Linked DNA regions of Mus musculus: region 1 is linked to region 2. The links are chromatin loops, found by intact Hi-C in ENCODE. Cell type or tissue: left cerebral cortex. All regions are shown on one strand. Each heading gives the region's core, and the rest is flanking DNA. Links, peaks and the distances in the headings are about the cores only. Region 1 overlaps Brox (BRO1 domain and CAAX motif containing). Region 2 overlaps Mia3 (melanoma inhibitory activity 3).

What was found. Peaks named below come from ENCODE experiments on the same cell type or tissue, not always from the same donor. Only the 100,000 strongest peaks of a DNase experiment are listed, where the experiment ranks them.
Region 1: it touches region 2 in a loop (2.9-fold over the local background); 8 of 42 quality-filtered maps call a loop at or near these places.

Annotation. Positions count from the first base shown.
Region 1 is chr1:183,284,272-183,286,771 of GRCm38, reverse strand. It overlaps Brox (BRO1 domain and CAAX motif containing), which reads left to right. Exons shown (of 14, transcript NM_027861.4): 7 at 574-646; 8 at 1,630-1,735. Among named protein-coding and RNA genes, the nearest start is that of Fam177b, 9.8 kb to the right of the region's middle. In left cerebral cortex, for the core only: no CTCF peak of the experiment used is centred there; a DNase peak (open chromatin) is centred at 1,233.
Region 2 is chr1:183,324,241-183,334,392 of GRCm38, reverse strand. It overlaps Mia3 (melanoma inhibitory activity 3), which reads left to right. Exons shown (of 26, transcript NM_177389.3): 16 at 145-283; 17 at 1,466-1,567; 18 at 2,700-2,760; 19 at 2,882-2,917; 20 at 3,022-3,089; 21 at 3,201-3,301; 22 at 3,459-3,596; 23 at 4,402-4,470; 24 at 4,574-4,647; 25 at 6,048-6,189; 26 at 6,740-8,157. The coding sequence ends at 7,053. Aida (axin interactor, dorsalization associated) reads right to left here. Exons shown (of 10, transcript NM_181732.4): 10 at 9,892-10,152. Among named protein-coding and RNA genes, the nearest start is that of Gm34102, 16 kb to the left of the region's middle. In left cerebral cortex, for the core only: a CTCF peak has its summit at 4,141; no DNase peak of the experiment used is centred there.

The DNA of each region.
Region 1 (2,500 bases), core at 1-2,500, 45 kb after region 2:
GATACAGAATTAGGAAACTGGCCAATTAGTTATGATTCATCCATCCATAATAATATACAGCCATTGAAAATGAATCATGGTTGCTGATGTAAAATGATACAAATGACCAGTGCCTATAGCTACCATGTGTGTTAAGTTCATAATAATTTGTATTTGTTTATGACAGAACAATCTGGAAAGAAAATAAGATCATTTAGCATTTCTAGGCAAGGTCTCTATTCATCCACAGAGTCTTGGGATATGTTTTATGTGATTTTTATTTTTTAATATCAAGTTAGATTTTTTTTTTAAATAAGAAAATAACAAGACAAATAACTACTTTGTTTTTCTGATGCGTTTAAATGATGTGTCCGTGTGTGGGTTCGTGCACATCCATGGGGCCATCTCTAGCTAGAGTCAAAGGCAGTGTAAGCCGCCTGATGTGGGTGCTGGGGACTGAACCCAAGTCTCGGGCAAGAGCCATAAGTGTTCTTAGCCCCGGAGCCATCTCTTCAGCCTCTGTGTTCTGATAACACATTGGCTTTTAGTTCCAGAAATAAGATTCATCATCTAACTAACTTTACTGTCTTAAAGCATAACAGAAGATGAAGCAAAAGAAGTTCACCGAAGCCTAAAAATTGCAGCTGGGATTTTTAAACATTTAAAGGTACAGTAAGGGGGAGAGGAGGAGGGGCGTTAATTCTTGAACTGTCTGGAGGGATTAGTAACGCCATTGTGTCACAGGAGGTAGTTCAGTCTCTCCAGTGACTGCAGGGCGTTGGTTCAAGAACAGACTGCCCCTTCCACATCTCCATAGCAAAGACCAGATACATAAGTGTCTTTTCCAAAATGATGGGGGTCTCTGCATGTAAGCCGTGCACATCCTGTATACTGAAATCATCTCTTGTCTAGCACAGTGTAGTGCTCCGTGAGTACTTGTTCTTCTGTATTGTTCAGGGAACTGTCCGTTCAGACTCAGCATGGATGCAGTCTTAGGAGGCTGTGTGCAGATGTGAATGCTTATGTCTGCGCTACCTGCTTGTTATATACTAACGGCCTTATAGATGGGCTACAGCCAAGCACTGAGTGTTAGTAGCTCTCTGCTAATTCATAACGAGAAGTGTTAAGTTGTAATATTCTGCTTCCTCTTCAGTCCTTCACGCTAGGTGAAAGCAAAACAGATAATCAGTGCCTGTGCTGTTGCGCATTGCTCTCTGCAGTTGCGAGGAGCAGTCACAATTCCACAGAACCGGCTGACGGTGCGCGCCAGGTCTCTCCCTGGCCAGCCGGTCAGTGCGTGCTTACTGTGTCAGGTAGCTTAAAGATGGGATGGGAACTCTGAGGAAACGTGTCTTCCTGTGAGACTGCCCACCTGATTCCTTCTGGTTACAACTACTGACCACTGAGGACCTCTTGGAGCCAGCTTTATGGTGTCTTTTCAGCCTGAATTAGATGTAGAATTTTGGTTATTTTCTTTCCATCATTAGTTTTCACTTCACTTTGAATACGCAGGACTCACCTTGCCTGTGTGCTCACAGCTGCAGCTTGGTCTGTCCACTTAGGTTCCCAGTGAGTCTGTAATCTGAATGTCCTATCTCTAAGTTGTATCTTTTTCCCCTTGACAATAGTGTTTCTGTTCTTTCTCTCTAGGAAAGTCATATCCCCAAACTTCTTACACCAGCAGAAAAGGGGCGGGACTTGGAGGCTCGGCTCATCGATGCTTACATCATCCAGTGCCAGGCCGAGGCTCAGGAAGGTATCCTAAATACTGTAAGGTGTCTTCTGTTTGTTTTTAAGAATATTTATATTGGATTCTAATTCTTAGATTAAGCCGTATTAGGTTTCAGGGTTATTATCTTTATCATCTCCTTTGCTGTCAGCAGAGGAAAGTTCCTTCTAGCTAACGCTCCTTAAACGCATACTTTTTTTGACAGCATTAATGTTAATCTTTGGGTTTTCTTTCTTTAAGGTTTATTGTTAGGCATGCGCATGTGCATGTGTAGGGCTACGTTATGTATGCAGGTGCCTTTGGAGGTCAAAGAGGACACCAGATCCCCAGAATCCTTCCAAAATGCATGATGGGAACTGAACTTGGTTCCTCTGAAAGAGCAAGATGTGTTCTTAACTGTGAGCCATTGCTCTGGCCCCAAACATTGATTCTTTAACTCATCTTTCCTCTTGTTTTGTGCTTACTGTTTTTCTTCTTCCAATCATTAACTTACATTGAAGTCTTCATCTTTCAGTTACAAAAACCAGGAAAGTCATTTCCCAAGCTTTTTTTTAGCTGTATTTCAAACTGGAGTGCTTTGAAAGTGTTTTTCCTTATGTCATGCTATTTTATAGAATTTCTGTGTGCTTGGCTAATAATTGGCTAGTTATTTAAAGATACTCAAAATCAGTGTCCTCTTTCTGTGTTTATATTTGCTATAAATTGTTACAGTAAAATTTATTTGAAAAAGAAAAACTATGAAAATTTGCAACAGATCATCAGGTTGTCTTTGCTATTATGACTGAACTTCCC
Region 2 (10,152 bases), core at 3,089-5,588:
TGGAGACACAATGGCCACATATTAGAACAACTTAGAGTTTGATTGGCAAGAGAAGTGGGTCCCAGCGTTCGTTCTCTCTCCTCGCTTCTCAGAACTGACCTCAGCCCTGGCTTTGAAGCCTCTGCACTTTTTCGTCCCTTGTAGACCAAATCAAGAAATTAGAAGATGACCGCAGCTCGCTGCAGACTGCTAAAGCTGGGTTGGAAGACGAGTGCAAAACTCTGAGGCAGAAAGTGGAGATCCTGAATGAGCTGTACCAGCAGAAGGAGATGGCGCTGCAGAAGTAGGCCTCAAGCTCTCTGCTAGCCCTGCACGCACCCCCTTTCCTAGAGCTTATTTATAGTGTTTCCCATGTATAATTAGCAGAGCCTTGGGTTTCCCTTGGGCTTTATTTCTATGACTTGCCTTTCCTTTGTATGTGTGTAGCTTGTGACTAGGTGTTGCTGTTGTATGGGTGTGCACTGTATGTACTTAATGTGGGTATGCACGCGTGTACACATGCTTGTAGAGGTCAGAGGTCAAAACTGGGTGTCTTTTCCCCCTTTGAGGTTCACCTTTATTTTTTGAGTAATATCTTTTATTGATCAGAAGAGCATCCATTCCATTAGGCTGGCTGGCCAGTGAGCTTCAGGAATCTGCCTGCCCCTGCCTTTCCCTGCTGGAGTTACAGGTGTGCACCTGCATGGGTACCTAGCTTTTTATACAACAGTTCTTCCAGGACAATATTTAAAAAAGTAATTAATACCTTTTCCAGGGCAAAAAGATGTATTTGCCCTGCTTTAGCTGAGTGGGACGGCTGCTTCTACAGGACAGGAAGCTTTCAGCACCTATAGTACGTGTTGCCCATTGATTTTTTTTTTTTTTTTTAAGATTTATTTACTTATTATATGTAAGTACACTGTAGCTGTCTTCAGACACTCCAGAAGAGGGCATCAGATCTCGTTATGGATAGTTGTGAGCCACCATGTGGTTGCTGGGATTTGAACTCAGGACCTTTGGAAGAGCAGTCAGTGCTCTTAACCACTGAGCCATCTCACCAGCCCCCAAGCACAGTGATTTTTATGGTGGTTTTATTATTAGAGGAAATTGTGGGACACATTGTAAATGACTTCTGGCTTGCCAAGAGGTCAGAGTTTGACTTCTTAGATATAAGGGAAAATTTGAAAACTTTGTATGATTTCATTTGTCTGGGCATTAAGGGAAGGAAGTATAGGGAGCAGGGTGCTTGTGGCACACACCTTTAATGCCAGAACTTGAGAGACAGAGGCGGGCAGATTTTGAGTTCCAGGACAGCCTGATCTACAGAACGCATTCCAGAGTAGCCAGGGCTAGGCAGAGAAACAAACAAAACCAAAACAAAATACCCAGTGAACCAACAACTAACAGTGAAGGATAGGAAAGGACAGTTGGACAAGAGCCAGCTGCGGGAAGGAAGGACACTGACCTGTAACTGGTTTCCTCCTAGGAAACTGAGTCAAGAAGAGTATGAGCGGCAAGACAGAGAGCAGAGGCTCACGGCGGCCGATGAGAAGGTGGTTCTGGCTGCAGAGGAAGTGAAAACGTACAAGTAAGTCCAGGCTCTGCACAGGGCTCTGCACAGGCACTGCACAGGGCTCTGCACAGGGCTCTGCACAGGGCTCTGCTTGCTTTCTAAATGGGAGAAAATGTGCACAAGAGAACAGCACAGAATAGTGAGGGAGGTGGGGATGTGAGTCCATTCAGTCACCGGGGGAAAATTTCATAGATGAAAAATGATAAATTTATTTAGCCCACACACTAATAGGACTATAAAGGCCCTTGTTTCCTGCAGATGGCTCTGGGGCAGCAGGGTGGGGAGGAATTTTATATATCCCCTTCCCAACCTTCCCAATGCTCCAACCCTTTAATACAGTTCCTCATGTTGTGGTGACCCTAACCGTAAAACTATTTTCATTGCTACTTCATAACTGTAATTTTGCTATTGTTATGAAGCATAATATAAATATTTTTTGATAGAGGTTTGCCAGAGGGATTGCAGCCCACAGGGTTGAAAACCACTATATTAGGGTGATTCTTTAATGAAAGCAGTTTGCTATGTGAAAATCACTGCCATGATTATTCCACTTGATGAATAATCACTCAGGAGCCAGTAGTCTGTTTAATTTCCTGTCAATTAGAAGAAAGAAGAAACACTTGTATCTTTGTGTAGAAGCAAATATTCATAGCAGGCTGTCATGAAAATATCTTGAAGACCATTAAGGAAATGATAATCTAAGAATCTCTAGCCATGAAGTGACAGGGAATTTTTTTTTTTTCATTTTGATTTTACTGTACTTTGACTAAATCTATTTAAAACAAGTTTTTGTATGTCTGGTGGTATCTTTAATACTGTAGCTATTCAGAGTTAAGGGAACATTGTTGGATTGTCCCAATTTTTTTTTAATAGTATAGAATAGAGTTTATTCAGGGTATGCGAGGGGAGTTAAGAGGGTAGCAGAGGCAGAGAAAGGCAGAGAGAGAGAGAGAGAGAGAGAGAGAGAAGAGAAGAAGAGGCTGGCCATGAGCACGTGGACAGAGGGGAAAGGGAATAGGAAAGAGAGGGAAGGGCAAGGGGACAAGAAGCTCTGAGCCGGAGCAAGAAGGGAAGAGCAAGCAAGCAAGAGTGGATTGTGCAAGTTTTATCTAGTGTTTTAATTGATAATGCCAAATGTAATTCTTAGGCGGCGAATCGAAGAAATGGAAGAAGAATTACAGAAAACAGAACGTTCATTTAAAAACCAGGTACAAACTATATTAGACTACATCAGCTGCAGCTTTCTTTTTTCTTTTTGGATCGCTAATACATGTTAAAATGGGCATTATGAAGAACAGTGACTGTGTAATCGGTGTGTTATCTTTTCAGATTGCTGCTCATGAGAAGAAAGCTCATGATAATTGGGTAAGGATTTTTTCTTTTTTCTTTTTTTTTCTTTTTTTTTTTTTTTTTGTGCACAGCCTTTCACACCCGAATCACAATACCTTTTTCTTCAATATCTTCAATAGCTCAAAGCTCGTGCTGCAGAGAGAGCCATGGCAGAGGAGAAGAGAGAAGCTGCTAACTTAAGGCACAAGTACGGAATTTTGATATCTGATTTTGAGTGCTTTTATGGTGCTTGAGTGCTAGTTGGTATCTAATAAGGAATTGATTGCTATTTCAAGTCCATTGTTTCTCAATATTCAAGATTACTGGAAATGACTCAAAAGATGGCAATGAGGCAAGATGAGCCCGTGATTGTAAAGCCGATGCCAGGAAGACCGAACACACAGAACCCTCCCCGGCGAGGTAGGGAGCGCTCTGCACATGGCAGCAGGATTCTGGTGTGGAATGTGTGTGAATTAAATTTTACTTCCGTGTTAGGTCTGATGCCCTAGAAAGACTCCCGATCTTACTGGAGGGAAGGGGCTGACATAGAGTGGTAACCAGGCATTGCTGTCTTCAGGTCTGCTGAGCCAGAATGGCTCTTTTGGCCCATCCCCTGTGAGTGGTGGGGAATGCTCCCCTCCCCTACCAGCAGAGCCGCCTGGGAGACCTCTCTCTGCCACACTCAGTCGAAGAGACACTCCTAGAAGTGAATTTGGTGAGCACTGACGTACTCCTTTGCACTACAGTACATTGAGTGTGTACTTGCCGTGTTAGAATTTAGGTCTGTCAATAGAAAATATGTCTTAGTCAATCCTCATAGAGAAATGGGTCACTGTAAGCTCTTCTGCAGGACAGAAAGATTTATATTCTCCTAGAGGCCCCCACATTGCTTAAGAGTTATATATTCTTTAAAGTTTAACTGTGAATATGAAATGTCATCTTACTCTAATTCTGTCTGATGCTTAGAAAGATTAGGAGTCAGACTGGAAAATTCTGCCAGTACAGTGCTATTAAATCTTTAGCTTGAAGCACCAGTATTCTCAATATAAAGTTCAGTGCTGAGCTTTAAAACGAGGGCAATTCCTAGAGCTAGAGTGGTGGCTTGGTTGTTTAGCAGCACATGCTCCTCTTCCAGAGGACCTGAGTTCAGTTCTCAGCACCCACATGGCAGTTCACAGCCACCTGTAACTCCAGTCCTAGGAGATCTGACACCCTCTCTGGCCTCTATGGGTACTGCACACATGGAACCAAACATATGTGCAGGCGGAATACCCATACATATAAAATAAAGGAAAAGAATTTTAAATTTACAAAAATGGAGGCAATTCTTGTTTTAATACTTGAGGTCTTTTCATAAACTGTGACCTGTCTATTGAGGCTCCTCTTTGGGACTGCAGGCATATGCTGCCTATCCAGAAGGAGATCTATTTGTAATGCTCATTTCTAGTTGAGCCCTGTTCACAACAGGTTTATTCCCTCTGAGAACGACATGCCAATGGCTCTGTTGTTTCTTTCTCAAGGGTCACTGGACAGGCATTTACCTCGCCCTCGATGGCCATCAGAGGCATCTGGCAAACACTCTGCTTCTGGTAAGGGGCCTAAGTAATTTCCGAGTCTCGTGCATGTGGGGCTTTGATTGTTGTCAGTGTACCAGCCAGAGCCAGTCTAAGTCAGTTCTCTGGCCTCTCACAGACCCGGGTCCCGCTCCTGTGGTGAACAGCAGCTCCAGGAGCTCTTCTCCCGCTAAGGCCGTGGATGAGGGCAAGGTAAGCTCTCAGGCAGACAGGCAGATGAGCAGCTCCTTCTGGTCGGGCTCCTCCTCATCTCTTATTTGACTATTTGTTTCTTTAAAAGCAAACTGTTCCTCAAGAGCCCGAAGGCCCCTCAGCTTCCAGCATGGCCCCTTTAGCTGGGCATCCAGTAGCAGTAAGTGTTTAGATTGAGGACTGGAGTGCCCTTTGACTCTGCTTGGTCTGTCCATAGACAGCTTATAATGCATGCTACTCACCTTGTTGACTCTTTGAGATGCAGCATTACTCCAGTGACTGTGGGGTATCACTGAGTCAGTAGTTGGTTGTTGATGTCCTTTTTCCTGTTGTGTTAAATTACCAAGTTAGAGCACTTGTGTACTTTTTGCTGAAAGCTCTGAGTGAAATAACTCACAGTAAATCACATGATTTGTTTTCATTATCTGCCTAGAACTATGCTGCTAAAAACCCCTGCATTTGTATACCTGGAAAACTGTTCTGAATTCTATGAAATCAGACTGTTTACAAACAGAAACCTGTCCTGAGCACTGTCCACAGAAGTGCGTGCTCTGAGACGCGTGGCTAGTGCTGAGCAGGTGCTGAGCCTGCTGCGCTCACTGTGTTAACACAGAAAGGGACTCCTGTCAGCAGTGTGCAGTGATGCTACCCAGTGGAGGTCCTTACTGGGGCTTCGTCTTCCTAATAATGTACATAAATACCACTGTGCTGCTAACACTGTGAAGTTCCAGCGCAGGGTTCCAGGGATGGGAACCTCTTGAGAAGTCTTTTTATCCAAAGCCAGTCTGGATGAGCCCTAAGTGCCTTTCCAGAAGACTTCAGAGACTAGAGACTTAAATTATAGAGGGAGGGAGCAGGTACAGCCTTAGAGCTGGCCTTTGAATTCCAGCTTACCCTCTTTCAGTATAACCTCCAGTAAATCAGCTGAACTCTTCTTGCCTGTGCTTGCTCAGTCTTTAAAGCAAGATACTCACACAGACTGGAAGATATGAATGAACATTTGAATAATGTAGCAAAGGCCCACTGAACCCTGAAATGGTGGTAGTCACTGTATAGATACACATTTTTAATGTTGTTTGTATTCTTTTTTTAAAAATTTAGTTATAACTGCATATCTTTTGTTTTAATTTTTCTACATGCATTATATCCCAATGTTCCCTATATTCTTAATCTGGAATTATAGTCATGAGAGATTTGAGAGCACTCTTTTGATACAGACTGCAGTGTGTATGGCAGGATCCTAGTCACTGCTTGCAGCATCCTTCTAACCTCTCTGGGTTGTCACTGGCAATATGGGGTGAGGTAGTGTTACACTGACAGTTTTTTGGACAGTGCCAGTTTACAGTTGATACTTTGTCATGTTAAAGCATTTCCAGACTTTAATTACTTCTTTCCTGCAGGTTAATATGGCTCCCAAAGGGCCGCCTCCATTTCCAGGGGTGCCTCTCATGGGAGGCCCAGTGCCACCACCCATACGATATGGACCACCTCCCCAGCTATGTGGTGGGCCTTTTGGGCCTCGCCCACTTCCTCCACCATTTGGTATGATAATTTGGATAGTCTTAACTTACTTGTAAAACATATTCATCTTTTCTGTTCCTTGCTAAAGTAGTTGCTATCATAGAACTTCCCGACTGAGACTAAAGCTAAGAGTACACTGTAACCTACCCCCACTTTTCTGAGCACACATAGGTGCTATCTAATCTCACACCTAAGCTCAGCTGCGCATGGCTAGACAAGGAAAGGGGTCATCTAAGAAAGCCAGCAATGTTCCATCTGCAGTGCACTTGAACAGCAGTGGCTACATATTATGTAGAAAAGATGGACGACTCATGCCGTGACACTCTGTAGGTTACAGATATACATGTCCTAGAACATAAAGCTTGCCATCCATCCTCTGTAACAGAGACGTAAGAATAGAGATGGAAGAGGGAAAACTCCATTCTCAGTGCGACTAGCTAGATAGAAAAGAGGTGTTACAGAGAACACAATGCAAACCTAATGAATGAAGATCAACTTGAGTTCATCTACTTGGAATGGTTGCTCATTTAAATATGTTACTTGGTATTTAAATGGCTTTTTTTTTTTCTAGTTCCAGGCATGCATCCACCACTAGGCGTAAGAGAATATGCACCAGGTGTTCTGCCTGGGAAACGGGACCTGCCTCTTGATCCTCGGGAATTTTTACCAGGACATACACCATTTAGACCTCCAGGTTCACTCGGTCCAAGAGAGTTCTTTATTCCTGGTACCCGATTACCACCTCCAACCCATGGTCCTCAGGAATACCCACCACCACCACCTGCTGTAAGAGACTCACTGCCTTCAGGCCCGAGAGAGGAAGCCAAACCTGCCTCTCCAAGCAGTGTCCAGGACCGCTCACAGGCTTCAAAGCCCACCCCCTGACTTTGACCTCTATCGATGAGTCAGAGAGGAAGTGGACAGTGCGTTATTCATTACAGCAAAGGATTTCGTTGGCATCAAAATCTAAGTTTGTTTTACAAAGATTGTTTTTAGTACTAAGCTGCCTTGGCAGTTTGCATTTTTGAGCCAAACAAAAATATATTATTTTCCCTTCTAAGTAAAAAAAAAAAAAAAATCACCTCTTAAGCTAGAATATCCTTCAAACTTTGAAATGTGCAATAAAGAATACCTGTGTTTAGTTCATGTAGCATATGTAATGATTGCTAAATGATTTAGAATATCAAGTATGAACATTTCCTGTGGAAATGCTTTAAGAACACGTATTTCCATGGCCTTGGTGTAGTGTATGCCAGCTGATTTGAGCAAGGTGTTTACAGCTCCATTTGTGTCTCAAAGACTGTTACGCTAAAAAGAAAAGTTTACTCAAGGATCATAAACTGTCCCGTTGCTAAAGTTCTTTGTAGTAATAGTTCATAAACTTGGTTTATTACTGTTTCCCAGTGTCTGCTGATTCTTTGGGTTGCTCTGAGACATGCATCATTTGGGAAACCTGACAACTATACTTCTGGAACTACAGTGGTGGGCTGTGTACATCCCATGTGACAATGTTGAGTTCTCCTTCAAAGTCATCAGTGAGCTCTACCAGGAATTTCCTCTTCTTTTTTTCCTCTTCTTTTCTTGTTTTAAAAAAAGATTTATTTATTTATTATATATGAGTACAGTGTAGCTGTCTTCAGACACACCATAAGAGGGCGCCAGATCTCATTGCAGATGGTTGTGAGCCACCATGTGATTGCTGGGATTTGAACTCGGGACCTTTGGAAGAACAGTCAGTGCTCTTAACCGCTGAGCCATCTCTCCAACCCCCTCTCTGCTTTCAAATAAGCCAGAGGCCCCACTCATTCTAGATGACTGCCCTTTCTTGGTGCTCATAGCTTGAGAATGAATGAATTTGTACTACTATCAAGAATTATTTGGAGTGGGTGTGGTGGCTCACATCTTTAATCCCAGCACCTGAGAGGCAAAGGCAGGCATATATCTGAGTTCCAGGACAGCCAGAGCTACATAGAATCTGTCTCAAAAACTGAAAGAAAAAAAAAATTATTTGGGCCAATAAGATGGTTCAGCAGGTAAAGACACTTATTGCCAAGCCTGACAGCTTGAGTTTGACTCCTTGGACCCACCTAGTGAAGAGAACCACTTCCCACGACCTACACACACACACACATGCTGCAGCACGTGTGGGGAAAAAATTGACATAAAATTATTCGACCTGGTATTTTGTTGCTTTTAAAACCATTCTTTCGCTAAGGGTGACTAACAAGATAAAAATCATATGCCATGACTGTAAGATCATTTCTTTTTAGAAATGTCTATTCTGTTTTCTCTCATATCACCTTGCAGCTGATTTTCAAGGAGTATGGCAAAGAATCAGGAAGCTGCCATAAGGCAGAAAGATCAGAAAACCAGTGTACATCCTGAACTACGGGCTGAGCTCAGTAACACGGCTGTTGTGAGCGAGGTGAATTGCTGCAGCCGTGTAAGCTGCAGTAATTAAAGCTATAACAAGTGAAAACAGCTCACTGTGACACTGCACTCTCTAAAGTCCTGTGAAGCAATGACTGAAACCAAGGGCACATCATGCCACTGCTGGGAAGTTAAATCCACTGGAGATTTTGAAAAAAATGAGCAAAAGCTTCAATGTGAAATAAAATCTTCGATGACTGAAGACATACAAAGACAGGTTCTCTGAATGCAGGAGGTCCAAGGGAGTAAGAGTTCAGCCTGCCTGACCCCAATCCAGAATTACACAAGATTTTATAAGAAAATGCACAGGAGAGTATATATAATTTGAAACTTTATTTTCTATGCTATGCACATGCATTTTGCTTGCATGCTTGCATGTATGTATGTGCAACATGTGTTGTGTCTGGTACCCATGGGGCCAGAAGAGGGCACTAGATCCCCATAACTGGAGTTACAGGCAGTTGTGAGCCATCATGTGGGTGCTGGGAACTGAACCCCGGTTCTCTGCAAGATCAAAAAGTGCTTTTTAACTCCTGAACCATCTCTTTAGCCACACATGCCATTTTTAACCATATAAAAATAATATTAAATTGCAAACACAACTTCTTGAAAGTATCTGTCAATCTTGGGACACAAAATAGTAAAAATATAGTTTATAATTTTTACCTTTTTTTTTTTTAAAGATAAGGTCTCACCTATATAGTCCAGGCTTGATCAAACTTGCTATCCTCCTGCCTCAGCTATCTTGACTAACCTAAATTTAGAAGGCATATAAAATAAAAATTATACAAGCTAAGAAGACAAATAGTAAAGGTAAACCTTTTTTTTTAATATTCAAAATTAGGATATTCCCTCTAAAGGCCTTTAGTTATTCTATCATCATAAAAATCATCAGAAATATGTGTAGAACCCTCAGTTGTAGCATTTCTGTGCCCTCTGAGCCAGTCGATTACTGCCTTTCCTCAGCCCCATCTGACGAGGCCTGTGCTACAGAAGCCTGTCTGTCTACGGATGGCACAGAGGACAGGATACCTCAGTTGAGTCGGACTCTTCCATTTAAAAGTTCTTGTTTCAGAAGTCCCCTCCCGCTGTTTCTCTGTTGAATAGCTAAAGCTCTTTAGGAAGGAGCCACACCTCACCTTGAAAGCATCTGTGCTAGAGACAAGGCTATTGCTCAGTACAACGGAAACTCAACTTGTGAAGTGGGGAGTGCTTTTGTGTTCACTGCTTTAAGACAATCTTGTCATTCGGGTCTGATTTAAAGCTGAGCTTTAATTTTTTTTTTTTTTTTTTGGTTAGTTGGTTTTTTTTCAAGACAGGGTTTCTCTGTGTAGCCCTGGCTGTCCTGGAACACACTCTGTAGACCAGGCTAGCCTCAAACTCAGAAATCTGCCTGCCTCTGCCTCCCGAGTGCTGGGATTAAAGATGTGCACCACCAGTGCCTGGCGAGCTTTAGTTTTTAATATCATGTTCCACTAAAGTGCTTTATTAACCCTGACGGCAGGCATTTGTGGTTCATATATGCCATGCTGTGTGAATGATCAGTGCTGTAGC